Regions from separate parts of the Mus musculus genome. Here regions 1, 3 and 4 are each linked to region 2. The links are chromatin loops, found by intact Hi-C in ENCODE. Cell type or tissue: left cerebral cortex. All regions are shown on one strand.

Region 1 (8,000 bases), 290 kb before region 2:
TAATACACACTCTCCCCTTGTCCATGACCTCTTCAGCCATGGGCCCTTGGCCAGGCTTAGTCCATCATGAAAGTTGTTGGTTACCTGCGTAACATCTATGGCACTGTTGCAATAGCAGTCATATATATGAAGGCTGACCACCATTGTAGCTCACACAGTTCACAGTGGGATAACGCTGTTGATGACTTTTCTATCCCAGAATCCTACAGAGTACTTTCCTCACTATGGAAGCCACACAGAAGCAAGCTTGTAGGTTGCTTGCTTTCTTTTTCTTTCTTTCCTTTTTGTTTGTTTTGTCTTATGACCCAAGTCTATGATGTCTTCAGCTGTTGGGTCTTACTATGAAGTTATAGCAAATAACAAAGGGAAGTTACAATAAAATGTATTATTTTGGGGGATTATAAGAGGCACCCTCATGGCTAAGAACTAGAAAGGAGATATTCCACATCTGGCACTATGAAGGAGCATTAATTTTTTCCAGTTATATCTATTTACTCATAATAATTTTATTTGTCTTAATGGCTCAACAAAATACCCGTGTGTGCATCACTCCTTTTCACTATATTTTCTTCAGTTAGTAGACATTAAGGCTATTTCCATTTGCTAGCTATTTCAAATACAGTGCCAGTGAACATAGGCAGGTAAGTGTCTTTATAGTAGTACATAGTGCCCCTTGGATGCATCCTCAGAAGTGATATAGCTGGCTGTTATAGTAGACCTATTTCTAGCTTTTGAAAAACTTCCACATTGATTTCCATTATGGTCATAACTAAAGGCAAAACATGGGGAAAGCCATTTCCCATGTTCACACATCCTTTTGTGATTACCATGTTTGTCCAGAGGGATTGCTCCCAGCCCATAGCACAAAGGAACAATAAATTGCATAACTTAATTCATATATTATAAAATAAGTGATGTGTGTTAAAAGGCCTCTTGGCACACATTGATTCACACCACAGAATTTCAACAGTTCTGGGCTTGCAAAATAGAGAACAAATGTGCCCATTCAGATTCTACTGGAGCATCGGAGCCTACTGGACCTGAGAGGAAAAGTCTGTCACCGACTGTTAAATGAAGTAACTTTGGGGAGGAATTATGATGTTAGTTAAAGAACAGGATTTGATACAACTAGTGATTAAAAATTTAGGACTTTGCACAGCAATGTATTGCTCATGGTGGAATTAAATGGGCGGTAATGTGGAATTAAACATTCAATGAATCAGACAACCTTCATTAGAGAGTTACTGGGAAAGCCTATCATTTAATTTCAATTGCAACGCAAAAACTGCTAAGATTTTGTAAAGTAGAAGAAATAGGATTAAACAAGATTAGCATGTCATAAGTGTTCAGAAATGCTGGTTAACTTAATACACAGTGATATTTAAATCACAATAAAGCTCTTATCAAGAGTAGAAAGAAGTATGGAAGTTACTGACTCCCTGGGGCTACGGTAAACGTTTGTGGCTTACAAATATGTTTGAGTTGAAGCTAGAGCTTAAAGAGTTTTCAGTGTGTCTTTATCATGTGCTATACTGCTTTTAAAAGTTTATTTTATTTGTTTGCTGATGTGTGTAAGCATGCACACTTCCACACAATATTCATTATATATACTCTCACTACACTTTCTTTGATTTCTGACCACCACCTTCCCCTACGTTTGCCTACCTCACATTTATAGCTTTGTGTTATGATTTTATAACCCACATATTTTTTTTACTGAGGTTGTCTGTGCAGCCATGAGTTTGTAACTGTCTATTGGAGAATGGTAAGAAATATCCTTTACTCTATATGCAAATACACACATACACTTAGTGCACACACAGATACATATATAAAGCAAAAATATTCCTTATGAATATATACATATTTTTGTCTTATTACATTCAATGCCTTTTTATTTTTCTACCCAAGTCAATTATGTACAGTTCCCTTTAAGGGTTTTTTATTGGCTCATTGAGGAGTCTAGCCATCGATAAATACATAGTAGTGGAATTCATGTTAGTGTTTAAGTAAAGAGGTATAGTAGGACTTTAGGAATTGTGCATGTCACACAGGACAATTAAAGAGAACACTCAACCTGGTGGTTATTTTGGTCCTGAAGGCAGAAAGCATTTACAAAAGTAGATATCAACTGAGCTAGGTCACTCTAAAACAGGCAGAGAAGAGGAAACTAGAGGGTGGTCAAGAGGGAAGGTGAAGAAATGAAAGCTCAGAGGCCAACTGAGCTTTAGAAACTGGCATGAGTCTCTATGTGAAAATGGACATTCATGAATAAATTCAAACCAGCTATGTGAAATAATTGCCTTCTGTAACACAAGCAACTCCGATCTACTTGAAGCATGGATGAGATGCAAGCCCTCTCATTGCCTTACAAGAAAAAAAGCAATTTTGAAGCATGTGCTGGTCTTCTACCAGAAGCAAGTCATCAGAGTATGTGAGTTTTCATTTAACTTCCTCAACTTGTAAAGCAAGCATTGTGTCTGCATCTAAAGGAAAGAACGGTGAGGTTCAAAGACATTAAGTCATTATTTCCGGGGCAAAGAATTTGTGAAATCAAAGCCAGACAGGATGGCTCACATAAACCTCATTGTGAAACTTGGGCCTTATTGATAGTAAAAAAAATAAATTATAAAAGTATTACAATGAATAATTTAGAGAATTGCTTTTATTGAACAAATTACAGTTCAGTGCACATTACCACTTTTCAAACCAGCTTATGATTTCAAATAACTCTATATAGTCTATCCTTGGTTATTTACAGAAGAGAAATCAAGGTTTATAGTTCATCTGGCAATGACTTTTTTTTTTTTTTAAGAAACCTCTTATTATAATTGCTGCTCACACTCTTTTTTTTTTTTTTTTTTTTTTTTGGAAAATACATTTTATTTTTTTTTTCCATTTTTTATTAGGTATTTAGCTCATTTACATTTCCAATGCTATACCAAAAGTCCCCCTTACCCACCCACCCCCACTCCCCTACCCACCCACTCCCCCCCTTTGGCCCTGGCGTTCCCCTGTACGGGGGCACACAAAGTCTGCGTGTCCAATGGGCCTCTCTTTCCAGTGATGGCCGACTAGGCCATCTTTTGATACATATGCAGCTAGAGTCAAGAGCTCAGGGGTACTGGTTAGTTCATAATGCTGCTCACACTCTTTAGGCCTTCTTTTTGCACTAGCACAGGTTCAGGTCTTACAAGCCAGTAGGGGGCAGACAACAATTTCTGATAACTACGGCTATGCAGTGGGGCCTCCTCCTCTCTGAGCCGGCGACCTAGCTCCAGCCTGAAAGAGCTTCCTTAGCAACTGGTTGCCCTGGGCGACGGGAAGACGCAGTCCAGCTGACTGAGTTCCTGGAAAGTTCCTAGCACCTGCAAGCAGTCAAATTCACCAGTGAGCTATGTCGGAAATCCTGTGCCAGTGGCTCAACCAGGAGTTGAGGGTGTCCCGGACCGTGAGTGAGTGAACTCAGCCAAGGGCAAGCAGTTGAAGCAAGCACGGGATGGTGGGGTGGGGGTGCTGATAGAAAGTAGCTCCAGAGTGTCTAGCAGTGCCTGGCAGTGCTGGCCTGCCCTCCTCAGTGCTACCTAGCCACACTGGGGCTTTCTTATTTCATCATGCCTCTGACATTAGACCTCATCACGTGGTCTTAGCCCTCAGATTTTCTGATCTACTCTCTATTACTAAGGGACGCTAAGTTCTAGGTACTGGTCTGTTCCTGTGTGGAGTAAAAGTTGTTCCTGTCTGTAGTCTGACTGTTGCTTTGCTTTCATGACATCCGCATCAAAATGTGCAAGACGAATCCACGCAGGAAGTGCTTTCAACAGTTACAACTTTTTTTCTGTGTTTCCTCCAGTATAAATTAGATCCACTTGCACTCTCCCTGCTTAACAACAATTGTAGATCTGTTAACATTTGTCAGTTTTAGGAACTTTAAGCTTCCTTTATCCTTTATCAACTTTGGCCATTTGAGGTACCTTTTCTAAGCTAACCTTACTTGATTTTAGCAGAGGCATAAAGTTGTACATGAAGTTTCTAAATTCTTATGGCCCAGGAAGTTACAAACAAGTCAGATTTAGTGGCAACCAGACACTTCCTCTTCTCCTCGCTGGGGGAGGAATTATTGTTTCTTTATTGGTAGCTCATTTTCAATTGCTACGGATTTTCCTTCAGGCAAGATGCTTTCAAAACGAATCATTTCAACATGACCTCCCAGAGGTTCTCTTGCTTCTCTACCAGTTGCTACCAATGGGAGCAGCGGTGCCAGTTCACCCTTGGGTCATCCATAGAAGTTGCTAGGACAGTAAGTAGTATTTGTGCAGGTGTGAGATATCTAAGGATCTTCAGTGAGGAATATTCCAAGTTGCATTACGTGAGGCATAAACATTAGACTTATTATATCCCAAGGCTTCTCCACCCTGCTTTGAGCAATGATAGATTCTTTTTCCCTGTCCTGTCTCCTTGGTTCTCTGAGAGTTTCTCAGCTCAAATAGGATGCTAAACTCAGGACAGTATTTATCATGTATCATTTCCTCTTTCTCTCTCACAGTACTGTCCACCAAAATGCAGTATCACACCCAAGGTTGCACTACTCTGAGGGAGCAGTTACACATTTCTTAGCTTAAGTTGGTTCATTTATTTCATAATAAGATCCACACCATTTCCTCAAGTCCACAGGACCCTTGCAGAGTAAGACACTTTGGGGACAAGCAAATAGAGTTAACCATACACATGAAAACATTACATGCTGTTCTAATACTAATAAGTTTGAGAAATATGGTTTGGGAAGAAAGTATGACTTCATTCTGTGAAGATTAAAAGCTTGGAGACATTTTAAATAAAAATTATAACACCACAAGCTATGAATGGAAAATTCCCAGATTGTCTTTTCCTGCAGGATAAATCTGGAACTCGTTAGCAGAGACACTCCATGATAATCTCATTTTAAACACTAGCAAGGCAACCATTTCTGAAACCCAATTGCTACAAGAAGACTAAGTACACAGACTCTGATGTGGTCAAATTGTGCATGTAAAGGGCTATCCAGAGTACAGGGAATATATTTGATCAAGATAGAATTCCTGTGTACTTAATAGAACACACTGACTCTTGTAGATATCATCTCATTAGATAAGCTGTTCTGTGGGTATGATGGAAGATTTTCAATAATTTGTAAAATTTATAATATAAAAAATGTAAATTGAAGAAAATAATTTGGTGCCTTCTTGATAAGAGCTGTGTAAGAAGAAGGGATTGGCGAGCATACTGCCAGGCCTTAAACTTCCTATTTACCACTTAGTAACCAGTAGCCTAAAGCTCACTGTACTTAAAAACAGCATTTCTAATGACACTTCATGAATTGTATCAAAGTCAAATGGCTACTATGTGTAAAACATTAAATAGTACTTAAAGGGCACATAGTGAGTGCAAAATCTCATTTCTGAGAAAATCTGAGTCATCTTAGGAAGAATCAACGTAGAAGGATATTTGCTATGCTGATTCTGGAACAGAAAGAATACAAACAGCCTTAAAAATATAGAAATAGTTGCACAAACTTTCTTCTTTTATACCATGGAATACAGTAAATTTTTTGTGTATTTTTGAGTAAAAATATTGTAGCTTTCTGTAACTAGTATTATTATAGTTTTATTAACTATAAAATACATATACAGATATATTCACAGGTATAGAGAATAGAAATGCATATACAGTGATGTACTGTATTGTTAATATGTCTGTAAATCTTCATATTGTGATTTATACAAACATGTTGAAGCTATGTAAAAATATAACCAAATATAACCAAGTATGTCAATGCTGGTTACCCTGGGGAATCAGGTACGTACACACACACACACACACACACACACACAGAGATAGATAGATTATAGGTAGATAGATAGATAGATAGACACATATATGTTTATATATTTGATGATTTTTCATTATTTGGATTGAGCTTGTGTTGCTTTTAGAGTTTAAAAGGAAAATTCTACATAGTATTAAAATAAGAAATTCAAAAGTAGAAGTCAAACTTCATGAAAAATAAGAGAAAAAATCTCTAGTTAAACAGGTATGCTTTTGTATTAAAGTATTTTATGGACTCTTTGAAGAGTTATTTTCTCAAATTAACATATAATTTATAATATGTAATTATATAAATATATATAATATAATTACATAATATAATACATAAAATATCTAATTAACATAAAATTAATAATTATAGTCCATTAAACACATATATGTATATTATAGACTTTTACACTAGTTTTCTTATTTGGTGTTAAAAACAAGCATAAAATTAACATCTCCAAATAAAAATAATAATGAGAATGCCTGAAAATTAGTCATAGATACACACTTAATAGAGCATAAAGCTAAGATGTGAGCCTAGGTCTCTGACTTTTGCTTTAGGTACTACATTCTATATTAGTGTTTACAATTAAGTATGTCTATATATTAATATCCATTAACCAATTCATCTTCCTTTTAAGCATCTATTTAAACTCACTTTTAAGGGTTATCATCCAGCTGGGTGTTTTGTTGTTGTTGTTGTTGTTGTTTTGTTGGTTGTTTAGGGCTTTTTTGCTTTGTTTTGTTTTGTATTGAACTTTAACCATTTAGCCTCCCAGCAAAGGTGGGATTGATCATTAATGTTTGATTAAGAGCCATTCAGTCCATTTGTTGTGGAACAATGAAGTAAGATGACGTGGCCATGTAAATGTCTTGATAAGAGTAAATAATCTCTATTTATTGGAGAGACAGTAAACGCCAATTGATGTCTAGATTAACTTGGAAGCTAGGTCCTGAACTACCTTGCTTATCAACAGCAGAGCAAGGGTATTCCAATAATCTCAATCTATAATAGTCATCTTCTACTTGGACAGGTGTGTGTGCTTGGGAATCCCTAGACAGCTGATAATTTAGTAGAGGAAGATTCCAATCTAGCCAATGAAACCTAATGGGCTTCAATAAGATATTTAATTGAGTCATTTCCCTGAAAATAATACTTAGCTGTATAACTTAATGAGATGTATTAAACTACAATGCAATGTATTATCCAAAGTGATAACTGGGATACAAGAATTAGTTTTGTTATGGTGTATGGAAATGTATTAGTATGTTTTAAATTTTAATATTTTTATTTTAATTTTTATTATGAAAATTATTTTTATTATATTTTCTCCCCTTCCCCAACTTCTCCCATATCCGTTCCCAGTCCTACTTCATGTTATTTCTTAAAACAAAACAAAACAAACAAAATGCATGCAGGTGTGAGTTCACACACATGTGCATACACATATCATGGAATCTTTTTAGTGTGGCCAGCTATAACTTAACATGAGGCTTTTGGCTCGTTATCGATATAACCAGTGTCATTTCATAATAGAAGACTTGGCTTCCCTGTTCCAGGAGCTGTCAGTCACAATCAGCTTCTTGGATAAGGGTGAAATCGGTGCCCACTTTTCCTTATCCATGCTGAGGGTTTTGTCTGGTCTTGTGCATGCTGGCACAGTTTCTGTATGTTCATATGATCCTCAGTCCTCTTGTGTCTGGTAAATGTTACTCCCTTAGAGTCTTCCCACCATTTCTGGCTCTTCAAACTTTCTACCTTCATTTCAGCATCGATCCCTGAGACTTAAGAAGAGGAGAGGAATCTAATAAAGATGCATCATTTAGGACCAAGGGCTCCAAAGGCTCACACTCTGCATATTGTCTAGTTGTAAGTCTAGCTCTCTGTGAATTGCTGTTTACAAGAATAAATTTTATAATAAAAACATGAGTGGCTGGATGGTCATTCCTTCAGTCTCTGCTCCACAATTTGTCTCTGTAACTCCTTCCATGGGTATTTTGCTCCTCCTTCTAAGAAGGATCAAAGTATCCACACATTGCTTTTCCTTCTTCTTGAGTTTCATGTGTTTTGCAAATTGTATCTTGGATATTTCGAGCTTCTGGGCTAATACCCATTTACCAGTGAGTGCATATCATGTGTGTTCTTT
Region 2 (8,000 bases):
CTGGACAAGGGGACTGAGAGGAAGGAGGATTTCCTACCATGCTGGGAAATGAGAAAAGCCAGACCTGAGAAGTGTAGGACAGAGAGACTGCCAACATGTAAGAGTTGGGGATCCTGTTGCAGGGGGGCTGCAGGCCTGGGTCCAGGGCAGCCAAGATGGAATATAAGTTTTAGTAAGTAAAAATTCAAGAATATTGGAGTGGAGAGGGTGTTAGCCACTTGGAGATTGTGGAGTAGGCCAACCATTGAGCTATTTAAGGCATATTAAAATATAAAGCTGCATATGTATGTCTTTCATCCTGGAGCCCAGAACACTGAGGCAGCTAGTGAGGAAAGACCACCACCACCACCGCTGAAGTGAGAAAGGGGGCAGGGAAATCAGGGTTCCGGCAGCCTTGAGTATAGATAGAATGACGTCTGCAGACTGCTGTGGTGACAGGGGTCTACTTTATTGTTTAGGAATGTATAGGGTATATAAGGGCTTTCTTAGGGAGATGAGTGGAAGGAGCTAATTGTTCCTGTCATCAAAGGAGCAGGAAGGGCTGATTGGTTATAGTTCAGCACCTAATTATCATGTAGGAAGGTAGCCAGGGGAGCCATGTGTGCTGAGTTATGCAGCCTTTCAGGGAGCTCTGATAAGGTCACTTTTTATACAAAGCCAGTCAAGGCCAACCACCTGTATTCAGGGACACACAGATAGGCAAAGACAGGGAAGCCCCTCTGAGAAGAGGAATCTCCCATTTTGCAATGAGCTCTGAAAGCCGCCCAGTCATGGGGGGGTGAGACCTTAATAGCAAAGTTCCCCACCACTTGGACCACTGAAAGGCACATCTAGAAGATGTTTACTCTCTTGGTCTGTCCCCCTGTGCAGCCTACAGAAGCTTGTCCACCCATGATGTCCAAGGCTGTGCTTATGTTGGATATTCAATATAATTTGTTAAATGCACACAAGATCCATCCTTAGGAGGCTCACAGTGTCCTTTCTCCTTGGGATTTTCAGTCCTCACGTCTATTCCCACTATCAAATATCAGAGAATATAGGAAGAATCACCTGGCCCACAGAATGCTACCAGGAATGAACACTCAAGTTATCCCATGAGCAGTTACAGAAACAAGTAAGACAAGACAGCCTAGCTGGGAGCAAACTCTTAGAGGCGATCTCATGTAGCCGAGACTGCTGGGCTTAACTCATTATATAGCCAGAAAAAGACGCTGGACTGCTGTTGATCAAACCTCCGCCTCCCAAGTGCTGGGAAGCCACCATGCCTGCTTCCCAAATTCTTTAATCACTGATCCACCTCCTTCCTCTGCTGCAGCTCAGGGGAGGGCCTTTCTCCATGTCCTTCCAGGCACTCACTCTAACTGGTGGTTTCCTTACCCCACATTGCTCCAGGAGCATCCTCCCTTGCAAAAGACACATGCTTTGCGAATTTGGGGTTAAGCATCAGACATTTCATGAGGACTCGGATATTGGCTTTCTCAAACAATGCATTTCATAGATGAGAACCAGGGGCCTTACAAGGAAATGATTTGGCCAATAGCACAACATCAGTGCAAGAGTTTCCCAGCCATTTCTTTCCACTTCCTTTCCTTGCACCTCCAACTGTGGGTTTTTGAAAGAGAATGGCTCCCTTAAACACAAACCTTTGAATCTTTGGTCCCCAGTTGGTGGACATACCCAACCAGTTCTCTCTCTCTCTCTCTCTCTCTCTCTCTCTCTCTCCCTCCCTCCCTCCCTCCCTCTCTCTCTCCTTCCCTCTTTTCTGTTTGTGGATCAATGTGCAAATTCTCAGCTACTACCCGAGTGCCATGCCTGCTTGCCTGCTGCCATGTTCCTTGCCATGGTGATCATTGACTCTAAGCCTCTAGAACCATGAGTCCCAAACTAAATGTTTTCTTGCATAAGTTGCCTTGGTCATGTTTTGTTATTGCAATAGAAATAAATAACAAGACACCATCTTACCTGCCAAGTCCTTTGATGCCTGCAGAACCTCTGGCCAGGCACTGCAACCGAAGTCTTTCAATAGGATCAGTAGCTGTGGAGAGCTTTTTCTTGGATTGGATTGCCATCTCCCGGTCATGGCGCGCTGTCCCTGCCATCTGGTGGGAGAATCCACAGCATGTTAATGGAGTTTACACCCTACTGCCTACCTCTGGCTGGGCAGTTGACAAAAGGAAACTTACAGCTTTCTGTTCACTCCCCTCCAGGGTCCAGTCTCAACCTTCCCAGAATTTGGCATTTTTGACTATCCCAATTGTGCTCCTGGTATATTTGCAATTTATCAAGTTACAAAGACACCCACTTCCTTCACTGTGGACAATAAGTAAGCACACAGCCATTTCCCAATATGCTTTGATTCTTCCAAAGCCTTCCTTCCCACCATACAAACAGGTCCTTATAGAGAAGGGAAAGGTGTCAGGTAAAGGGACATAAGAAAGAGTTCAGAAGCTGCTAAGGATGCTAAGTTGAAACAAATCAGAAGGTGGGTACACATGGAAGTGCCAGAAGCCATTTATCCTGAAACTTTTTTTTTTTTTTTTTGAGACAGGGTTTCTCTGTGTAGCCCTGGCTGTCCTGGAACTCACTTTGTAGAACAGGCTGGCCTCGAACTCAGAAATCCGTCTGCCTCTGCCTCCCAAGTGCTGGGATTAAAGGTGTGCGCCACCACTGCCCGCCTGAACCATTATTTAATAGTAAATTTCTCAGCATTCACTTGTTTGAACAAATTGTGTGTGCTCTATATTATTTTTATTTATAATGCTCCATATGCCTTTGACTCAACATTTAAAATTCTCCAACTTGGATTAAATGCTAACCTCTGTTGCTTTTGTTTTCATTGTGTTTCTCAATATGAATGCTACTGATGCTTAGCAGTAACTCATATATTCCCTTTAGGAGGTTAATAGCCTCAATACCTAACAAGGTTTATAAGAAAATTGATAAACCAATTCTCTCCCCCTCTCTGTCTCTGTCTCTGTCTCCATCTCTCTCTCTCTCTCTCTCTCTCTCTCTCTCTCTCTCACACACACACACACACACACACACACACACACACACACTCACACCTTTCTCCATTTGTTTTTGTTTGTGTAATAAATATTCAGATATAGAAGAAGGTAACCTGGGCAGTCCAGACTTAGTTCGCACAGCTCTTACTTCAGTGGAAAAAGCCCAAGACCAAAATCCTAGAGACCTGATTTCTGACAATATCATGATGTCACTGACATCACACCCCACACTAAAGTGTTTCTGAATCCAAAAGACCCTTTGAGCACAACATATGTCAGGTTGGACTTGGCCTACAAAGGAGTCCTTTAAACCTATTCATGGTGAATATGAGCTTACCCCCCAAAGTCTCCACTATTCACTGCTTATGACAATATGGACCAGAGAACACACAGCACCAGGATCTGCTCAGCATCTGATGAGGGACACAGCAGGCATCACATACCACAGCAGGAGCATGCTAGCTCCAGGACCCTTTGCTCTTTTGTCAAGCCATACTATAGTCAATATGGAGATCCCACCTGTAGACTTCCTTTAACTTTAATTTTTATCTCAGAGATCCTACTCAAAAGTGCTATTGATGCATGAAAGGTGGGTGCACATTAGGAACAGGAACCAAAGTATAGATTGGTAAAATAACTTTCCTGCAAGTGGCCTCAAACAGCAGACATTGGACTTTTGAGTCTTAGCAGAACTCTTTCTCTTCCACCATGTGTATCAGCATGTAAGTGAATTTTTCTGGCACTTTCTTATGCAAAATAAAAACAGAGTTTGGGAAGAGCAGATACTGGGAATTGGGACTCTGCCTACTTCTGCCTTCTGAGGCCAATTCTACCAGGGATGATGTAAGCTGATATCTCTGAATATGACTTGATAAATTCAGGGGGGAAATTATAGCCAAGCATGGTGTTTGAAATGCCCATATTAACCATCCTTCTCCATAATTTGGTCCCTCAACTCATCGACAAACAACCAATATTTACTACGTTATGTCCTCTTTTCAATGTACCATCTCAGGCCAGGAGGAAAGAGGGGTACCTGAAAGAACCACGCTCTTAATTTGAATTCTGAGGCCTAATATTAAAGCAGAACAGGACAAAAAAAGTTTTCAGGACCTGGGGTTTGAAAGAAAGGCAGGATAGAGTCCTATTTCTGATAAAGAAATACACACTCAAGAGATCTGAGGTTTCAATGGCACATGCAGCCTCTGGATACAATATCATGATGTCACTGACATCACACCCCACACTAAAGTGTTTCTGAATCCAAAAGACCCTTTGAGCACAACATATGTCAGGTTGGACTTGGCCTACAAAGGAGTCCTTTCTGACGCATGTGACCACAGCACCACCATGTGTTGGCTCAGCATATGTACAGTTCTCTCATCAGAGGCACAGTTCTGTCCATGTCTTCTATGGATGTCTGAGAGATTCATTACCTCTAACCAGTTTGCTAGGTGTGGGGCAACGGAGGACACAGATGGCCTGGAATCCCCCTCTAGTTCCATGACCGAGCTATCCAAGGACGCAGATATCACAGCCCAGCACACGGACTTTCTGAGGTGTCACAATGCCTACATTTTACTCATAATAGAAGGTAAAAGTTATCAAGGCTAGAGCTATGAGACTCTGACAAGGCAGAGCACCATATATTTTAGACGATTGCTGTACCACATGCTTTGGACAAAGCAGAAGAGTAAATAACATAAGTGGACCAATCTTTATTTTCATTCCCTTTGTATGTGTCCATGGACATGTATGTCACATGTGTAAGGGTACACAAGGAGGACAGGAGAGAGCTGGACGCTCTGAATCTGGTTGTGGGTAGGTTTGAGCTGCCTGACATGAGTGTTGAGATCTGACCTAGGGTCTTCTGGAAGGGCAGCAAGTGGTCTGAACTGCTGAACCAAACCATGGAAGGCTGGTGGAGACTGAAAGGAAGTGTTGGAAGGAGAGATGGGGAAAGTATAAAACCAGCCAGGTAACTGACTTCCAATTCAAAGGAGCTTAGGATGAGACTAAGGGATGAAGGTGGACTACAGTGCTTACAAAAAGGAAAGAACAGTGATGTAGAGAACCCTGTGGGTGAATTGAAGAGAAGGTACAGAAGATAAGGTGTGCGACCAAGTGGAGCCTGGTGCATCCAATATGACAGCTGGACCCTTTGGACAGTGATGAATTCATTTAAAATGGCAAGTGACTGAACTGGGAGTTTGAGGGGAAGGGAAGACTAGGGTTACAAAGCTGTTGATTGCCTCTACCTCTCCCTACCCTCGCCCAGCTACACACACAATGGCAAGTGAAGGGGATATCCACAGAGCAGCAGAAGGCAGTGACTGGGAGATCTGGAACAGAGGCTGAGTGGAGTAGCCAGCCACAAAGGAGACTGGTGCACTGGGGCCAAGCTGGCTTGCTCACTCCATCGCTCTTTTGTACAGTTGGCTGCTGCCCCTGACAGAGTTCTCAGCCAGGATTTCCAGCGTTCTTGTCGGATGAGATGTGGAAAGTTGCAATTGCAGGGATCTGCTTCTGAGAGCATGTCTTTTTCTTGTTTTCTTTTCTTTCTTTCTTTTTTTTTTTTTTTTACAATAAAGATAAATTTATTTTGACTATCACGTGAAAAGAGAAAAGAATGATATGTGTCATAAGGAATTTTTTAAACATACAGAAAGATAGATGGACAAATGAATAGATGAATGGATAATAGATAGATAGATAGATAGATAGATAGATAGATAGATAGATAGATAGATAGATAGATAAAAGAGACAGAGACAAATGTGTCTTCCTTTTATCTTTACTATTTTCCTGCTCAAGAAAGCAAACATGTGTCCTTTCCTATAACCTCAGATTTTTTTCTTTTATTTAAAGTTCATGATTCTTATTAGTCTTCCTTCTCCAAACTTCACACACAAGTTTATCAAGTCTATTCTGCATTAATCTTCCTTCCTTCCTTCCTTCCTTCCTTCCTTCCTTCCTTCCTTTCTTCCTTCCTTTCTTCCTTTCTTCTTAAAGGTTCTGTTTAGGCTTACCTGTAGGGAATAAAGATTCAATAAGGCCCCACCTGCACTTCTCCACTCCATTGGGTTGTCTTAGTACTACCTGGTGGCTGCAAACTGAATTATCCCTCCCTCTTCCCTCCTCCCTCCCTCCTTCTTCCCTCCCTCCTCTCTCCTTCCTCCCTCCCTCCTTCCTTCCTTCTCCCTCCCTCTGTGGGTCCCCATGGCCTTGGGTGAAGACAGAATGACATGGCTCCTGCCCCTGGGACACGGCCAATATACTTGGGCCTCCACAAGTGTCTGTGACTGCCAAGAGCATAAGGCTTGTTTGTATATGTTGTACATATTTTCAGGGTCCTCCAAGGAATGTCCTCCCAGTTAATGTTAATGACTTCATGGCACTTAGAGATAGCAGGGGTCCTGAAGATGAAGGTGTGTCTAATGTCTCAGCAAAATGGTAAAAGCTCGGACCTCCAGGACAGCCCTTAATATATATAGTATTTGAAACATATATAATTTTTCAATTATGCAAAAATGTTAGGATGCAATATAAATTGTATAAGGAACAGATGCAGCAACACTATGAACTGGCTTGGCAGAAAGATACAAAGTCAGGCAGATACAAATGCAGGCCAATTCTTGAGTTCAAGGTCAGCCTGGGACAGAGGGAACTTAGGCACAGGTGTGGTAGAAATGGTAATTTCAGGACAAGGTCCCACCCAGCAAAGTTTACAAAGGCAGGGAGCTCTCTGAATTCTTTTACAATGTTTTAAAATAAAAATGTGCTCGCTGTCTCCAACAGAGCCTGGGGTCAGAGGGTGCTGATTCATAGGATAATCAAAGGTGAACCTGGAGTAAATGCCTGGATTGATATGTAAAATAAAAGGCTGGCTTCTGTTCTGCAAGAGATGAGCTATTGGCAGAGAAAATTTTTAGATTAGCAAGAAAGAACTGCTTGGAGAACTGTCTCAAGCAGAACCTAGAGGGCTGTCGAGAGATCTCCAGAGAAAGTAGAACAGAGAGAACAAGCTGGAAAGCTTTCTCCAGCAGAGCACAGGCCACCAGCTTAGACCCACAAATTGTTTCGCAGTTCCCAGACACCAATTCCTCAGAATCCTTCTCCAAGCCAAGGCTGGTCCTTGGCATCTCTTCCTCCTTCTCTCCCTCTCTACATAGCAAAGAACCTGTAAACACAATAGTAGACACAGTCACTGAAGTGCAATCTCTAGTATATTTTCCCACATGTCACAAAACACCAAATTCTTCCACGTCCAGTTTATTACTAATTCCAAAAAAAAAAAAGGTGTCTTTTTGGGTGCTCAAAAATGAAAACGTGCCCTTGGTTTCCCTAACTAGAGGTCAAGGAAACTGAAGAAGTGTTGGTCTGCTCAAATAAAATTGAGAAAAAGGAGTCAATCTGTGAAGATGCAGAGGGTAGAGGGTAGACTTATAACAGAAGACCCAGCAAAGGACATGCAGGGGCAGGGCTAGGGAATATACATCAAGGAGGGAAATGTCTACTCTCCTGACTGGTGGGGATGTGTACCACAGTGATGGGCTCAGTCATTTAGTTTCTGCCATGTTCCTTTGTCCCTAGTGCCTGAGACACAGGGAATGTGTACTACCAGAAAACCACTGGGTGGCAGTCTCATGAGCCCAGCCCTGTAAGTGCCATTTTGGGCATTTCTGTAGTTGTTAAGCATCCATGCCATCACATTAGACTATTTCAAAAACAAATGACCTAGTATTGCTGTAATAGTTCTGCAGCTTTAAAACATTGCCCCGTAAGAGTAGAATAGAGTAGGAAAGCAATCTACAAAGCAGGTGGCTACTGGTTAAGACAGAAGGGCTTTTAAGCGATTCTGGGGAGGTCGGGGAGAAGCAAGCTGGCTTTCTCTCCAGATCCTCTCCTAGCTCTGTTCACTCATACTTCACCCTGAGGAATGTGACCACGACTTTTGTTGCCTTTATATCCATTTCCAGTACAGGTTTGTTT
Region 3 (8,000 bases), 1.0 Mb before region 2:
TAAAACAGCAAACAGAAAAACTAGTGTGTATCAGTTCGTTATGCAGACAGACACCCAGGGTTCTGAAACATAAATGTGGGAGTGGCTTAGCTTATAGCTTCTGCTGAGGCTATCTCACCACTGTTGGGAGGACCTGCTTCCAGACTCACGGGCATTCGGTGGCTCCTACCATTTGTTCCTCCTACCCTCTGTTCTTCATCCCTTGAACTTCATTCCTTGAAGCTATCTGAGTTCTTTACACTGTCACATGAGTATTTCTGGAGACAGCAAGAGCCCAGAATGGAGGCTGCTGTCCAGTCCAGTCCCATCTCTTAGCACACCTTGCTTTCCTTCTGCGCCTGCTGTTGGTCAGACCAGCACTGCTGATGAGGGACTTCAACAAGAAGGAAGAAGAGATCACTGCTGTTGCCATTTGCAGGCCAAGTTGCTTTTGTGATTTGCAGTTAAGGAAGCATGACCAAGGAAAGAATAATTAGCATGTGCACACAAAAAGGTGCATATGTGGAGGTGAGAGGACAAGTGGTAGGAGTGGGTTCTTTCTTTCCTACCATGTGGGTCTCAGTGATTGAACTCAGGCCGTCTAGCTTGATGGGCAGCATCTTTATCCTTTATTGTACCCTGTTAGCAGCCCCTACTATTTAAAATTTATATATATTTTGATACACATATTGATACAGGGTTTAACTATGTAGCCTTTACTAGCCTGGAACTAGTTAGACTAAGCTGGTCTTGAATTCTGAGATCCAACACACACACACACACACACACACACACCTGTGTACATGTGGGTATATGGCATTTGTACAGGTATGCCATGGAGGGTACATGGAGATCATGTGTAGGCCAGAGGGAGAACAGCTTACAAGATCCAGTTTATCACCCTGCCATATGGGTTCCAGAATTGAGTTCAGGCTTGGGAACAAGCGCTCTTCCCCACTTAGCCATTTTGATGGCCTATGCATCTACTTTTTTCATGACTAAATTTCTGTGACTTTAACAGATAAAAATCTGGACAATGCCGCAGAAGCAGCTGAGCAGTTTAAATTAATCCAAGCTGCATATGACGTCTTAAGTGACCCTCAGGAAAGAGCGTGGTAAGTATTATGTTGCCACTTTTATCCGTGTTTAATTTGTTAGTAGGCATGGTCAATGTGAGGTCATTGGTTTCTTAACAGTTTACCACACTGAGTGGTTGGGAGTGCCCTGAAACATCTGTCACCTCTTGGTTATGTAAAGTGCAGTATGTGGGCAGGAAGGAACTAGGATGATTATTCCAACTGTCTGCTGTTATCCATGAAGCAAGTCTGCTGCTGTTACACAGCTCTAACTTAGATGCTGCAAGTGCTTTCTCTCTCGCTGAGCGGGTTCCTTTAGTGTATGTATGAAGAGTTCATTGTAACATAGGAAGGAAGTTTGGGTTTTGTAGTAATTCTTGTTTTAATTATTTTAATGTAAGAATTATACATTTCTATAGAGCACTTGAATAAATTCTACTGTGCAAATAGGTCCTTTTAACAAAGATGAGCTCCTAATACAGTTTAATTTTGTAACAAGAATCTGTATGTTTGAGGTTCTGAATTTTCGGCGTCTAGGTCCTGTTGCAGATGAATAGGTTTTGGACTCAGACTTAATAGTGAAAAATGCTGCTCCTAACAAGGTTCTGCCCTGAAAGTCATCTGCTTAGACTCTGGACAGCTTACTGATTCTCAAAAGAGAAAGGTTTAAAAGCAAGTTGTATACGAATTCTCTTAAACCTCCTAGAAGAGCTTAAACTTTTCTCTGACCAAGCATTTTGAAATTGTGAACTAAAGCCAGATGTGCCTCTTGTCTTTGCATGTGGCCCCTGTCCTCAAGAGTCACCTGGGCTACCTAGGGGGAGTTTCAAGCCACCTTGGGCTATATAGGGAGATCCTCTCTCCAAAAACCAAACAAAACCATTTTCCTTCCTTTACAGTGTTGGTATCCCATGTGGCTTCTTTTTACTTAGTCCTCCTCTCAGTCTTAGATTGTCTCATTTCCCCTTAAAGCTCCCGCCTGCTTGTTTCCCTGTTGCCTGGTACTTGTTACCATTTTGAGGTGAGGAGCCCATCCTTTGAAGTAGGAGTGACCTGACTTTGAATTCTGGTCTTGCTTCTTACAGACTCTATGATGATGAGCAACCAGTATTATCAAGCAAGGATGATAATAAATACTATTACAGACTTTTTATGAAGAACAAATTGTAGTGTCGGTGTGGGTGTGTCTCCTAGCTGTAGTTTATATAAATACAAATAAGTTTTTCCGGTAACTGATGGTAAATTCCATCTTTATGGACGATATTATGTTCAATACTGTACCACTTAGTAGTTCTCTTTCCTATGGATTTCAGCTTCCTGTTGAGGAAGTCTAGATTTCCTAGTTGATAGGGGCTACTATTATATATGGTATGAGAAATTGCAGGCATGATTTTAATCTCCAGTTCCTGAAAGACTTCCTGGTTTTTAAATTGTCAGCTTTCTTTAAAACCTTGAGGCTATGAGTTGCATGTGTGAGACATACTGCACTGTTGTGTCAGCTGATTGAGGAAGACAGGTCCAGTGTGACATTTTATATAATTGCATTTAATTGAGTCCCTTTCACTTCTGAATTTTTTAGGTACGATAACCACCGAGAGGCCTTACTTAAAGGAGGGCTCGATGGGGAATATCAAGATGACAGCTTAGATCTGCTTCATTATTTCACGGTTACCTGTTATTCTGGTTATGGGGACGATGAAAGGGTAAGATAGGAAAACTTCTACTTTCTCCTCAAGTGGTTAAGTACAACTCAAATGTGGGGCTGTCCTAAAATTGTATACAAAGTGAATGCACGTCTGTTTAAGCTGTGGGCACGTGTGGGTGAAGGGCACTCGAGGTAGTGAGAGCTGGCCCTTGTACTGCCTCAGCACTAAAGCCTGTTTTCTGTGGTTCACTGAGTTTCTGGCTTGGCTTTATTTTGTTTTAGGGGTTCTATGCAGTGTATCGTGTTGTCTTTGAGCTGATTGCAAAAGAAGAACTGGAGTGTATGTCAGAGGGAGATGTTGAGGATTTTCCAACCTTCGGCGACTCCCAGAGCGACTATGACACGGTGAAAGAAAAACTACCTTGCATCTCACTCTCCCGGGCTCTCTCCTGGGGTTTTCTAGATGTACAAGAAACCATCTTTTGTCTCCTGAGCTGGGTTTCACCCTCATTTTTGCCGGAGCTTGTACTGACTCTTGACTTGTTCTCTCTGTGGTTGTAGTAGTCTCTTTCTACAGTCTTTCTAGCCAGCGAGACTATTTTTCTTTTCTGAATCTGCCTAGGAGAATGAGTGTCTTTAAGAGAACTAACTGCCTTCTTGTCCAGTGATTGACGTTAGTGTCTGAGGGTCTAGAGTTGTGCTTTAGTGGTAGAACATTCACAGAGGCCCTGGGTTCAATTCCCAGCACTGCAAAAGCTAAAGAAACACACAACAGAAGGAATCTTAGATACATGAAAAGAAAGCTAGAAGATATTTTATTCCTTAATATTTTCTGCCTTTTTTTCTTTGACACTAGGTGGTCCACCCTTTCTACGCTCACTGGCAGAGTTTCTGCACACAAAAGAATTTTTCCTGGAAGGAAGAGTATGATACCCGGCAAGCCTCGAACCGCTGGGAAAAACGAGCCATGGAAAAAGAAAACAAAAAAATTCGAGACAGAGCAAGGAAAGAGAAAAATGAACTGGTGCGCCAGCTGGTAGCCTTCATTCGTAAACGAGATAAGAGAGTGCAGGCCCATCGGAAGCTTGTGGAGGAGCAGAACGCAGAGAAGGCGAGGAAGGCAGAGGAGATGAGGAGGCAGCAGAAGCTGAAGCAAGCCAAGTATGCAATCTGGAACTAGCTCCTCTCTGCTGATGTGGGTCTGTGTGGATGTCAGTAGGGTGGCCAGCATGGTAGAGTGTGTCCAAAGGGAGCCAGCACGAAGCTTCCATGTTAAGTTTGGTTATTATCCTGGCTTATAGTTTTTCTTTTTAAAAATCTGTGAATTCTAGCCTTGTTTCTCTACCTACATGTAACATCGAGGTTCTGTATGCATCCTTCCTTCAGAGCCTTTATCCTTGATCCTCTACTGCAGTGTGTTAGCAGCCGGTGCTGATGGAGTTCTTACTCTGGTGGACGTCTGTTCACATGCTTTTCTGCTTTCTCTTATAAGGAAATGAGGCCTGTAGCAGGCAGGTCGCACCGCACCTAGGAATGGAGTTTAAGAACTTTAACACAGAGCCCTGCTCTTTAAAAAAAAATATTTTGCCGGGTGTGGTGGCGCACGCCTTTGATCCCAGCACTTGGGAGGCAGAAGCAGGTGGATTTCTAAGTTCGAGGCCAGCTTGGTCTACAGAGCGAGTTTCAGGACAGCCAGGGCTACGCAGAGAAACCCTGTCTCAAAAAACCAAACCAAAACAAACCAAAACAAACCAAAACAAACCATCATTTTGTATGTGTGGGATACTTGTGTGGAGAGGGCAGCTTCCATGGACCAGTTCTTTCCTTCAGATGTGGGCTTCAGATTCTCAGGCCTGATAGCAAGTTTTTTTCCTGCTGAGCCATCTACCAACCTGCAGAGCCCTGCTATAGCTACTATGCAGTATCTTGTACTGCTCTTGGTACTTAACACTTAAAGTCACCTGAAGACTTTGCAGTCAAAGCTGCTGAAAGTTGTATTTCAAGTTCTATTACTTAGAACAGTTAAAACCAACTCAGTGCCAGTGACTTTGCACCAGTTGTAGCTGAGGATGGGTGATTGGTTTCCTCCCATTGGCAGCATCAGGGGCGTTCTCAATAGGGTTGGTTTTAGAGCTGTGCTTTCCAGTGGGATTGAGACTCTGCTGTGTGTCTAGGCTGGCAGAGCAGTACAGAGAGCAGAGCTGGATGACCATGGCCAATTTGGAGAAGGAGCTCCAGGAGATGGAAGCAAGGTACGAGAAGGAGTTTGGAGATGGATCAGATGAAAACGAAGTGGAGGATCAGGAGCCCAGAAACGGATTGGATGGTAATGTTTCTTGCTAGATTAAGTAAATTTGGACAATAAATCTTACTGTGTGTACTTAGATGCCCGCAGTGTGGCTCAAGAGTAAGAAACTAGAGAACAGAAGAGGAGATGAAAATCCAGAGAGCATCTGACTTGTACTTCACCGTACATGGCCACAGTCCTGTTTTCTAGACTGAACTAGAAATTGGGAGTTCTAATGGGCAATCAAAGAACATTTTGTTAAGCATTTTGTTTGCTGTTTGTTTTTCCAGATAGGTTTTTCTTGTATAGCCCTGGCTGTCCTGGAACTAGGTCCTCAGACCAGTTGGCCTCAGACTCAGGGATCTGCCTGTTTCTGCCTCTGGAGTCCTGGGATTAGAGGCGTGCACCGCCATGTCCTGCACACCTTAATATCTCTTTTAAGACAGTAGTTGTTGGGGGCTGGCAAGATGGCTCAGTGGGTAAGAGCACTGACTGCTCTTCTGAAGGTCCTGAGTTCAAATCCCAGCACCCACATGGTGGCTCACCACCACCCGTAATGAGATCTGATGCCCTCTTTTGGTACGACTGAAGTCAGCTACAGTGTACTTATGTATAATAAATAAATCTTAAAAAAAAAAAAAGACAGTAGTTGTTGCATAGGAGTGAGTGTGTCATATGTGCCATTCCTCCCACTTAGGGCTTCCGGAAGGTGCTTTACCTACATTGTCAGAGTGCAGACACTGAGTGTGTATGTGTTTAACACGTTAGGTTGAGGCCTTTGAGAACTGCTGACCAGGCCGGGCGTGGTGGCACACGCCTTTAATCCCAGCACTTGGGAGGCAGAGGCAGGCGGATTTCTGAGTTCGAGGCCAGCCTGGTCTACAGAGTGAGCTCCAGGACAGCCTGGGATACAGAGAACTGCTGACCAGTAATCCCGATTTTCTCATGATTACTAGCTCTTCCACCCACAACACTGATCTGAATAGAGTTCCTACTTCTACTTATTTATAAACTGTAGATTTTCTGACAAGTAACTCAGATGACATCTTTTTTTCCAAAATGGTTTGAGTATAAATGGTTTATTAATGAGTCAAGTAGTATGTACTTTGAAAAGTATACAGCACTGTATAAATGTGAAATGATCTAATTTAATTACATTTCTATAATTTATGAAGTCCTTTTACATACAAGACTTTGCTTGGTCTTCAGAAAATATTCCTTAAGTGGAAATTTTACTAATGGAATTCTCTTCATTTAACTGGTGAGAAGAGTAGGAGTCTAATGTTGTGGGCTATGTCTGAGACACATGAGTACTTTTTAAAAGTCCAGATTTTTCTTTTTCTTTCTTTTTTTCTTTTTCTTTTTTTTTCTTTTTTTTTTTTTTTTTTTTTTTTTTGGTTTTTCGAGACAGGGTTTCTCTTTGTAGTCCTGGCTATCCTGAAACTCACTTTGTAGACCAGGCTGACCTCAAACTCAGAAATCCGCCTGCCTCTGCCTCCCAAGTGCTGGAATTAAAGGTGTGTGCCACTATGCCCGCTCTTTTTCTTTTTTAAAATTTTACTTTTTTACAGTCTAGTCTTGCTCCCCGCCCTCCCACAGTTCATTGTCCCATTCTTCCCCCCCCCCCCCCCCCCCCCCCCGTCTGCAAGAGGATGCCCCCCTCCCCACCAAACTTCCTCACTCCCTGGGTCCTCAAGTCTCCTGAAGGTTAGGTGCATCTTCTCCCACTAAGGCCAGACCAGGCAGTCCTCTGCTGTATATGTGTCAGGGGCGTTAGACCAGCTCACGTTTGCTGCCTGGTTGGTGACTCAGTGTCAGAGATCTCAGGAGTCCAGGTTAATCGAGACTGCTGGTCTTCCTTTGGGGTAGCCCTCCTCAGTTTTTTCCAGCTTTTCTCTATTTCAGCCTGACTACAGTCCATTGGTTGGGTCTAAGTATCTGCATCTGTCTCAGTCAGCTGCTTATTGGGCCTGCCTCTCAGAGGATAGTAGCCATGCTAGGCTCCTGTCTGTAAGCACACCATAGCATCAGCAATAGTGTCAGGCCTTGGAGTTTCCCCTTAAGATGGATCCCAAGTTGGGTTGGTTGGTTATTGAACTGCCTTTCCTCCATTTTTGTCCCTGCAGTTCTTTTGACAGGAACAATTCTGGGTCAGAATTTCTGACTGTGGAATGGCAACCCTATACCTCCACTTGATGCCCTGTCTTTCTATGAGACGTGGACTCTACAAGTTCCCTCTCTGCACTGTTGGGGGTTTCATCTAAGGACCCTCCCTTTGAATTTTGAGAGTGTCTCACCTTTCAGGTCTCTGGTACTTTCTAGATGGTCTCCCCACTTCTTACCTCCTGAGTTTGCATATTTCCATTCATTCTGCTAGCTCTCTGGGCTTCTCTCCTGTCCCCTCCCCCCTGATGCCCAATCTTGTTCCCTTTTCCACCTCCTCTTTCCTCTCCCACCCTCTTTCTGCCTCCCTTGATTGTTTTCTTCTTCCCAAGTGAGATTGAAGCATCCTCACTTGAGCCCTTCTGCTTGTTAACCTTGAGTTCTGTGGATTGTATCCTAGGTATTCTGTACTTTTTTGGCTAATATCCACCTATTAGTGAGTACATGTCCTTTTGGGTTAGAGTTACCTCACTCAGGATCGTATTTTCTAGTCCTGTCCATTTGCCTGCAAAACTCATGATGTCCTTGTTCTTAATAGTTGAATAGTATTCCATTGTGTAAATGAACCACATTTTCTATATCCATTTTTCCATTGTGGGACATCTGGGTTGTTCCCCATATCTATTCAATAGTGTGTGTGAAGTTCTGGCTAGAGCAATAAGACAACAAAAAGAGATCAGGGGATTGGCAAAGAATAAGTCAAGGTATCACTATTTGCAGATGATATGATAGTATACACAAGGCAATCCCAGAAATTGTACCAGAGACTTCTAGAGCTGATAAACAACTCCAGTAGAGTGGCTGGATATAACTCAGACACATCGGTAGCCTTCCTCTATAGAAATGATAA
Region 4 (8,000 bases), 1.4 Mb before region 2:
AAATTTTAAATACATTTTTATTATATTCTTTTCCATCTCTACCGATTCATTCTAGATCACCACCCCCAATTCTCTATCCACCCAACTTCATCTCTCTCTCTCTCTCTCTCTCTCTCTCTCTCTCTCACACACACACACACACACACACACACATGCATACCCCAAAACAGAACAAAAAATGAAAAAAAAAGAAGAATGGGGTTCGTTTTATGTTGGCCAACTGCTTCTGGTCACGGGGCACACCCTGGATTGTGGTTGTATACACAATGACACTCTTTTGAAAGAAAGAAAGAAAGAAAGAAAGAAAGAAAGAAAGAAAGAAAGAAAGAAAGAAAGGAGAAAGTCAAGACAAGACAAAACCTTTCCTGGCAGCCATCAGTGGAAAACAGCTTCTTGGTTTGTGGTAGAACCTTGTGGTCACTCTACCTTCTCTGTGCAGGGTATTTGTGAGGTTTGAACCTGTGCAGGTCTCCTGCTTGCTATCACAGCCTCTCTAAGTTCATCTGTGCATCACTCCTGCTGTGTTTCCTTGGAGCCATCTACCACTTCTGGCTCTCACAATCTGTCTCGTTCCTTGTCTTTTAGATCCCTGAGCCTTGAAAGGTGTTTGATAAAGATGCCCCATTTAGTGCTGTGAATCCCAAACTCTCTCATTCTCTATACATTGTCTAGTTGTGGTTCTCTGTGTTATTACCATCTAATGCAAGAAGCATCATCTCTGTTGAGGGTTGTTACACTGATCTATGTACATAACAATATGTCATTATGAGTTATTTTATTGAAATGTTCCTCTAGGAGAACAAAGTAGTAGTTTTCCTTCTAGGGCCATGACCTATGTAATCTCAGGTTCTTGGCCACTTCAGCAGTGTAGGGTACAGGCTCCATCTCATGGAGTGGGCCTTATATTCAAGCAAAAAGTGGTTGATTACTCCTGTAACATGAGTCACCATTGCACCCATATATTTAAAAGGCAAATCTCTGTTATGGGTTGCAGGACATGTAGCTGCGTGAAATTGATAATTGCCTAGTTCACTCAGTACTGTGCAAAGTACATTCCAGCACTATGAATACTAACCAGTAGAAATGAATCTCCTAGTTGTACATCAGTTTTATTTCTCCATTATCAATGACATAAATAAACTGTGTCATCTGGGATAGGGCCTTATCCTCGAGTTATAGAGAGTAACTAATAGCCTTTGCAATCGTCTATGATATCTGACCAAGAACTCAATGAGATATAGCCTATTCCTGGCATTGGAGATTTTACCTGATAGCAAATGTCTAGTTGGGACATTCTCTCCCTTATTGCATGGTGAATCCATTTTAATTTCTCTCATATCGTGAGACCCCGATTTAGAGTGTTTCTCCCTAGAAGGTAAAGCCCCTGGACGTTACCCAAGCTTGTTTTCCCTGATCTCTAAAAATGCAGTCAGAAAGAAGCTCTTTGTTCTCTATAGCCAGCAAAAAGCCTTTTGTTTCTGTGCCTTACAGCCAGAGATGCAATAATTGTAGGAAGACCTACAAGGACATGGAGATAGATGCCAGAGAGGAGGCTGCAGCTCACTCCCCCCCCGCCCCCCCCACCCCCGCCAGAAAGGAGCTGTAGCCAACTCTTCTCCCAACTCCTCCCAACTCTCCTCCCAACTCCTCCCAATTCCTCAGCTAGCTGTTAAAAGCCCCCTACGGTCACCACTCGGGTCAATCTCCCCTGCTCTGCATGGCAGAGGGACTTCAGCTAGCTGATAATAAAACCTCTTGCAGTTTGCATCAGGTGTGGTTTTCTCTCGGATCACTGGGGTGCTGGACAGATCATCCCGGGACTTGAGCAGAGGCCCAGCTTCGGAAGTCTTACAATATAACTATATGTTCTAAAAAGTTCCTACTATAGAAGGATTCTCTTTTGCTCAATGTGTGTATATGTAATTATTTAGACTTTACAACTTTATTGAACGGATATTGGCAATTTAAAAAGGAGTAGCTTTTAAAAACTGCTCTTTTTAATGCCCATATATGAGAAAGTTAAAAGATGACAAAGTTTGAAAATGAAATGGCCCCTAAAAGGATTATTCATTGAAGATTTTGCCCTCAGCTGACGAGCTATTGAAAGATAAGTGAATTAAGACACTAACTTTATAAACAGTCTAGTCTATTGATGATCTCATAACTGATAACTGATGACAGCAGGCTTGAGAATATCATTGTGCCTTGTTATCCAACCTTCTTTGTCTCTCTCTGTCTCATGGAAGCCAGGAGGTGAGGTGCTTAGCTCTGCCATTGTCTTCCAGTATGGCATTCTGTCTTACCGCTGGCCCAGAAACAGTTTAAACTTGTGTCAGCTACCCCACCACAGCAGAAAGCAGCCACCAGCACAGTTGACAATCCAGCATCTATTGCTCTTTGCTGTACTTTTTGAGATGGAGTGACCTGGCCTGAGGGTCAGTCAATGGGGTCTGCAAGGGAGAGAGTGGGGATGGAGGGGCAAGAGACACAAAGAATGGAGACAAGACAGTATGTCTAATTTATTGAAAGGCAACTATGGGTGTGTAAGTACAAGCTGGGGAGTGCAGCTGGAGACACTTAATCACAAGTCCAGGATGTGTCTGAGAAAAACAGGATGTTATCAGAGTGTGTTTAGCTGTGGTGGGCTGCTTGCAAAAACATCATGCTAGGAAAACAAGTCTCTCATTAGGGTGGGAAAGTACCAACCTGTAAGTAAATAGCTCAAGATGGCTGCAGAGATGATAGCCATTTTCTACTAAGAGTTGGCTCCCAACAATGGAACCTGTGAACCTGGAGCATAGCAATTTAGCTAGACTGAGTAGCCAGTGAGCTCCAGGAAGCCACCTGTCCCTGCTTCCCCAGCACTGAGATTACAGGCATATGTGTCCAGCTTTTATTTAGAGTGGATGCTGAACATCAGAACTCAGATTCTCCAGTTTAAATCACAAGCATTTTATTGTCTGAGCTATCTCCTCATTCCAAGTGAACCAACTGGTCTCAAGAGCCCCAGCTGCACCTAGAGCTCCAAGTAGAAAGGGGTTTGGCTGAGCTTGCTAAGTCTCTGGTCTTCCCTTACTACCGTGGCAATGACTCCTAGATATTCAATGTTTTTTTAAAAAAAAAAAAACTTTGCAAACTACAGAGAGGATGAGATGAATATGTAGGGTTAAGACCTTTCTTTACTTCATGGCTTCTTTGGAAGAGGAGTTGCTGAGGCTGAAGAACCCCAAGAAAAATCTATAAACTTTGAAAAGTTTGTTCCAGTTCATTTTCCTCACGGCAATGGAAGGGCGTGCCGATAGCAGATAGGTATTTGACAGGCACGGTTGCTTTTAGCCAAGCCTGGTCCCAGGGGCAGCAAGCCAGGCCAGCTCCTCTCGTAAGGTAGGGCCTCCACCCAGAGAAAAGGATCTTGCTGATGAGAACTGGGATAACCAGAGAAAACAAATGGAGAGCCAGTCCCCAGAGCAGGCTGCTTGGCTCTGGGTGCTCTCAGGAGAAGCAGTCAGAGTGACCACCAACCCTTTTGGACAGTGAAGAGCCACACACTGGTGGCATCTCTGTCACAGCAAATCTTTCTAACTCCTGCTCCCTGCCTCCTCTCTCCAGCTAATGGCTTATTTCTCACAACCCAACTTCAGTGAGTCAGGAATTCTCATTCATGAGTAGGCTAATAGCAAATAGCTTTGAAGATGCCAGTGTAGGATTCTCCTAACTATCCTAGAAGAGCCTCCTAGGAAACTGTTCCTTCATGCGATACTCTGCACCAAGTTCTATGCTTTCAGAAGGAAAATGGTCCTGGTCCCTTGTCAGCAAAGTTTTACAGGGAGTGTGGAGGTGTTTTCAGTGGTACTAGATGGAGAGGTAGAGCTGGAACCCACAGTGGGACGTGCCTGGGGAGAGACTGACAGGATGTGTCCCTCTGGGAGCTGGTTCTGGAGGCAACGGTTGTTTCTTTTCCAAGAAGTTTCAGACTCATTCATAGACCACCGTGAACTTACAAAGGAACTGTTAATAAAGCGACTTCCAGCTAGGCTGCAGCAGGAAAGGGCAAATGCAGAGGCCATTTGCCAAACAGAAAGAGAAAAACAAGTGATGCCCAGCAGACAAGACTTTGGACTTCAGTCTGTTGACTGGAGTCCCAGAGGCCACAGGAAATGGTTCAGAGCTCGGCATAACCTCTACAGGCAGTGAATGGCAGGCCCTGGAAGCCAGCCAGGATGACTAAAGCCTGCTTTACTCCAGCTTTTAACGAGTCCTCTGAGACACAGTGCTGGACAAAATCTCGCAGAACAGCCTGTTGCCTGATGCAAGTCCCCACGGGGTAACTTGGATGTGGTTTTATGCAATTTAAAAGCCTGACTTAGGGCTTGAGAGATGGCTCAGGAATGAGAGTATATAGTGTTCTTGCAGGGAGTCTGTGCTCAGCTCCTAACATCCACATCAGGCAGCTCACAACTGCCTGAAAGTCCAGCTCCAGGGGATCCAACACCCTGTTCATGGGCACCTGCTCTCAATGCACACATCCATGCGTAGATATACACGTGTGCATTCACGTGCATACATGCACACGCTCACATACTGTATATATATATGCATATTTTACATATCAAAGCAGACCTGGCCTCCAGGTTCTCCCAGTGTCCCTCAGTCCCCCAACCCTGAACTTTCCAGCCCAGCTCCTCACTCTGTTTCTCCTTTCCTTCTCTCTCTGTGTCACACCCTTTCTTTCTCTTCCCCCTCCCCCCACCCCTTCTCTCTCCCCATGGTGACTTCCCTGGCCTCAGTCCTTAGGGCCACTGAACTCACCCGAGAGCAGCTTCCCAATAAACCTACATTTAATATCATCTAATCTGGTTTGAATTGGCTCATTTCACCAGCAGAGAAATAATTTATAAGTTAGCACCAAATCCCCCATGACAAGGCAAACGACCAACATGGACAGCACCCAGAATCTTCCCAGCCTACAAACATGTAATTACTTCCCCTCAGAGTACTTCCAGGTCGCAGCCCACCTATACAGTGGAAATGTGGCTGTGTAGAACCAAGGTTTGTGCTCCCAACACTCGGGAGTCTCCAGGTTTAATGAGGTATTCTGCCCCCCACAACCTCCATGATAGCTTTTTGCCTGAGAAGTCTGATTCCTGGTCCCTAGTCACAACTCAGGGATGATAGTGGTACATGGATCCTACTACACCACATTCCTGATCCCTCCTTTGTTCCTCTCAACTTAGATTTTGTTCTGGACGTCCCTGAACACCTGAATCACTTGAACACCTCCTAGCCTAGCCTACTAGCCAGAGATAGCCACATATACCATCTTTGCCAATGGACAGCAGGAGAAATCCACTTCCACCTCTGGGAAGCATTTTGCATAAACCTGGGTCCTTAGCCACCTTTCCTCCTTTCTACTCTACAAGGGCCAAGATGTCTATAGCCCCAAGGACATTAGGCCACTATGATGTGACAAGTAGATTCCATGAGCAGCTGGCTCCAGCATATGCCAGCAGCTGCCTACCACTAGGCTTCTGACTATGAGGAGAAAAACCCTTCTTTACCTCAGCTATTTCTCCTAGTGGGGATTCTGTTTCTTGCATTCTTGTTCTAAGTAAAGACTCAATCTGTTGTCTGTATCCTGAGGATGAGGAAACCTTAGAGCTACAAAAAATATCAAAGACAAATCAGGGCAACAAGTAAATGACAGAATTTAGCCCAGTACCCAGTGCTCTTTCCCACTACTGTAGAACAGAAGTAATAGCAAGCCTTCTGAGATGTCTTTATATAGTCTTTCCTTGGTATTACACTTGCCCATCCTAGAACTGCCCGTTGCTTGGACCCATTCAAGACTCTTAAGATGGGAGTCAGATGATTAAATCCTCTTCCAGTCAGCAGAGTCCAAATCAATGCACAGACTACCTGAGAAAACCAAGGCACACTCAATCACACACACACACACACACACACACACACACACACACACACACACACACCTCATATATTTGGCTTCACCAAGACAAGGTCTCCTATGACGACTTGAACCTTCTGGCTCTGGAAAGAGAGATGGGGTGGAGAAAACATGGGAGCTAAACTGGGTAGTTAGTAGGCTAGGAAGCCGAGTCCAGCTCGAGATCTGCCGGCTAAAGTTACAAGGAAGCAGGGGCTAGAGAAAAGAGTGGGCCCAATACAGAGACAACACACAAGCAGAAACAGGAAGGATGCCAAGTGGGATCGTGGGGCAGATCCATCTACCCTACTGCAGGCAGTACCTGGGGAAAGCATATGAACAATAACAAAAATCACATGTAATTGATCAGTAAAGAAATCTTCTGTTGGTCTGATTTCCAAAACACCACTATAGTTACAATTGCATCTGAGTAACACCTATGCAATGCTTTTGATAACATGCCTCAAGGAACACTGCTGTCTAAATCGAGGTTACTTCAGAGAATTGCCAGTTAGCGGTCCATCTTCACACAGCTACACAGTCTGTGCTATAGAAATGCACTTCACGGTGGCTTGCTTTTGATCTTAGCAAAAAAGCTAGGAATCAACCAATTACCAATGTCAAGCAGTAAATATCTGGCTCATGTGATACAGCCCATTTCTCTAAAACCCGATGAAACTCAAAATGAATCGTGACAGAACAGTGCTTCAAAGAGGAAGAAACAAGAGGCGTTACTTCTGTTCACATCATCACGGTGAGCTTTTCATTTACATTCAATCAAAGCCCTAAATGTGTGGTACTGTCTTTGCCAAGAGTAAAATTAAATTCATTTATAAAATTTTTAGTGGATCTAAAAATGTTTACATTTACATATATTCTTGCTCAGTCGTAAATTAGTTTTTAAAGGACAGTTAATCAAGAGAAAGCGGTTGTCTCTGGCTATTATTGCAGTGCATTTATCACTTGCCGTTGGCGGTGTCAATTATGCGAGTGTAGCTGTGTGACAAGTGCCTCGGGTGCACTGCTATCTAGGCACTTCTCCCACCACTTCTGCTTCCCGGTTGTATGTGACTAGCTCAAGGACCGAGGAGGTGGAGCACTGAGGTTCGCCTTCACAATCATTTCTGCCTTCCCATGCAATTTAGAAGAAGGAAGTCAGGGAATTAGGAGATAGGAGAGTTGTCCTGGCCTATTTATTCAATTCCCTGTCTTCCTATTGGGCCAACATATTAACTGATCCTTCTCTACAAGGCCATAATTTATCAAACAAGCCACCTACCCTATCTGGATGTACTGGCTGGTGTGTGTGTGTGTGTGTGTGTGTGTGTGTGTGTGTATTTGACACAAGCTAGAATCTTCATAGAGGAAGAGACCTCAGTTGAGGAAATGCCTCCATGAGATCCAGTCAAGAGAAGGAACAAGCAACCAGTTGACAGGGATTAAATATAGGATCATTAAGAAAAACAAAACAGAGTAAGGTGGAGTCAGGAGGACAGAGAGATGCATAGGAAGAAGAAGGGAGGGACACTCGGTTTGAAGGAAGTTTTGGAGAGAGGGCCATTCCTGCTGGGACATCAGCTGAGGAGGAAGGTCAGCAGGGTGCTCTCTCTGCTGTTGTGAGCTAGCAGGCTTTCACCCCAGCACCTGGCTCCTAAGTCTTCATTGGTGTCTTCGTTAGGGTTACCATTGCTATGAAGGGACACCATGACCAAGGCAACTCTTATAAAGGACTACATTTTATTGGGGCTGGCTTACAGTTTTAGAGTTTTAGTTCATTATCCTCATAGCAGGAAGCTTGGCAGCATGCAGGCAAACATGGTGTGGAGGAGCTGAGAGTTCTATATCTTGATCCAAAGGCAGACAGGAGAAGACTCTCTTCCAGGCGGTTAGGAGGAGGGTCTCCAAGCTCACCCCCACAGTGATACAATCCCTCCAACAAGGCCACGCCCACTCCAACAATGCCACACCTCCTAATAGTCCCATTGCCTGGTCCAAGCATGTTCAAACCCCTACACTTGGCAAAAATCAAACTATTGAGATTTTTGTTAAAAAACAA

Evidence for each region. Peaks named below come from ENCODE experiments on the same cell type or tissue, not always from the same donor. Only the 100,000 strongest peaks of a DNase experiment are listed, where the experiment ranks them.
Region 1: it touches region 2 in a loop (6-fold over the local background); 15 of 42 quality-filtered maps call a loop at or near these places.
Region 3: a loop joins it to region 2, with 4 times the contacts of the local background. A loop is called at or near these places in 2 of 42 quality-filtered maps.
Region 4: a loop joins it to region 2, with 4 times the contacts of the local background. A loop is called at or near these places in 4 of 42 quality-filtered maps.

What each region holds. Positions count from the first base shown.
Region 1 is chr15:9,744,167-9,752,166 of GRCm38, reverse strand. Spef2 (sperm flagellar 2) reads left to right here and starts at 3,299. Exons shown (of 37, transcript NM_001305042.1): 1 at 3,299-3,455. The coding sequence starts at 3,398. In left cerebral cortex, a CTCF peak has its summit at 3,202 (motif pointing right); DNase peaks (open chromatin) are centred at 3,279, 3,575 and 4,755; H3K4me3 peaks cover 412 bases.
Region 2 is chr15:9,451,796-9,459,795 of GRCm38, reverse strand. It overlaps Capsl (calcyphosine-like), which reads right to left. Exons shown (of 5, transcript NM_029341.1): 2 at 1,963-2,099. The coding sequence starts at 2,099. Among named protein-coding and RNA genes, the nearest start is that of Capsl, 20 kb to the right of the region's middle. In left cerebral cortex, CTCF peaks have their summits at 4,369 and 7,631 (motif pointing right); a DNase peak (open chromatin) is centred at 4,361.
Region 3 is chr15:10,456,981-10,464,980 of GRCm38, reverse strand. Dnajc21 (DnaJ heat shock protein family (Hsp40) member C21) reads left to right here. Exons shown (of 12, transcript NM_030046.2): 2 at 1,001-1,094; 3 at 2,635-2,758; 4 at 2,983-3,105; 5 at 3,557-3,861; 6 at 4,875-5,026. Among named protein-coding and RNA genes, the nearest start is that of Dnajc21, 9.5 kb to the left of the region's middle. In left cerebral cortex, no CTCF peak of the experiment used is centred here; DNase peaks (open chromatin) are centred at 1,204 and 3,792; H3K27ac peaks cover 2,485 bases.
Region 4 is chr15:10,886,677-10,894,676 of GRCm38, reverse strand. No RefSeq gene overlaps it. Among named protein-coding and RNA genes, the nearest start is that of Gm19276, 62 kb to the right of the region's middle. In left cerebral cortex, no CTCF peak of the experiment used is centred here; a DNase peak (open chromatin) is centred at 4,212.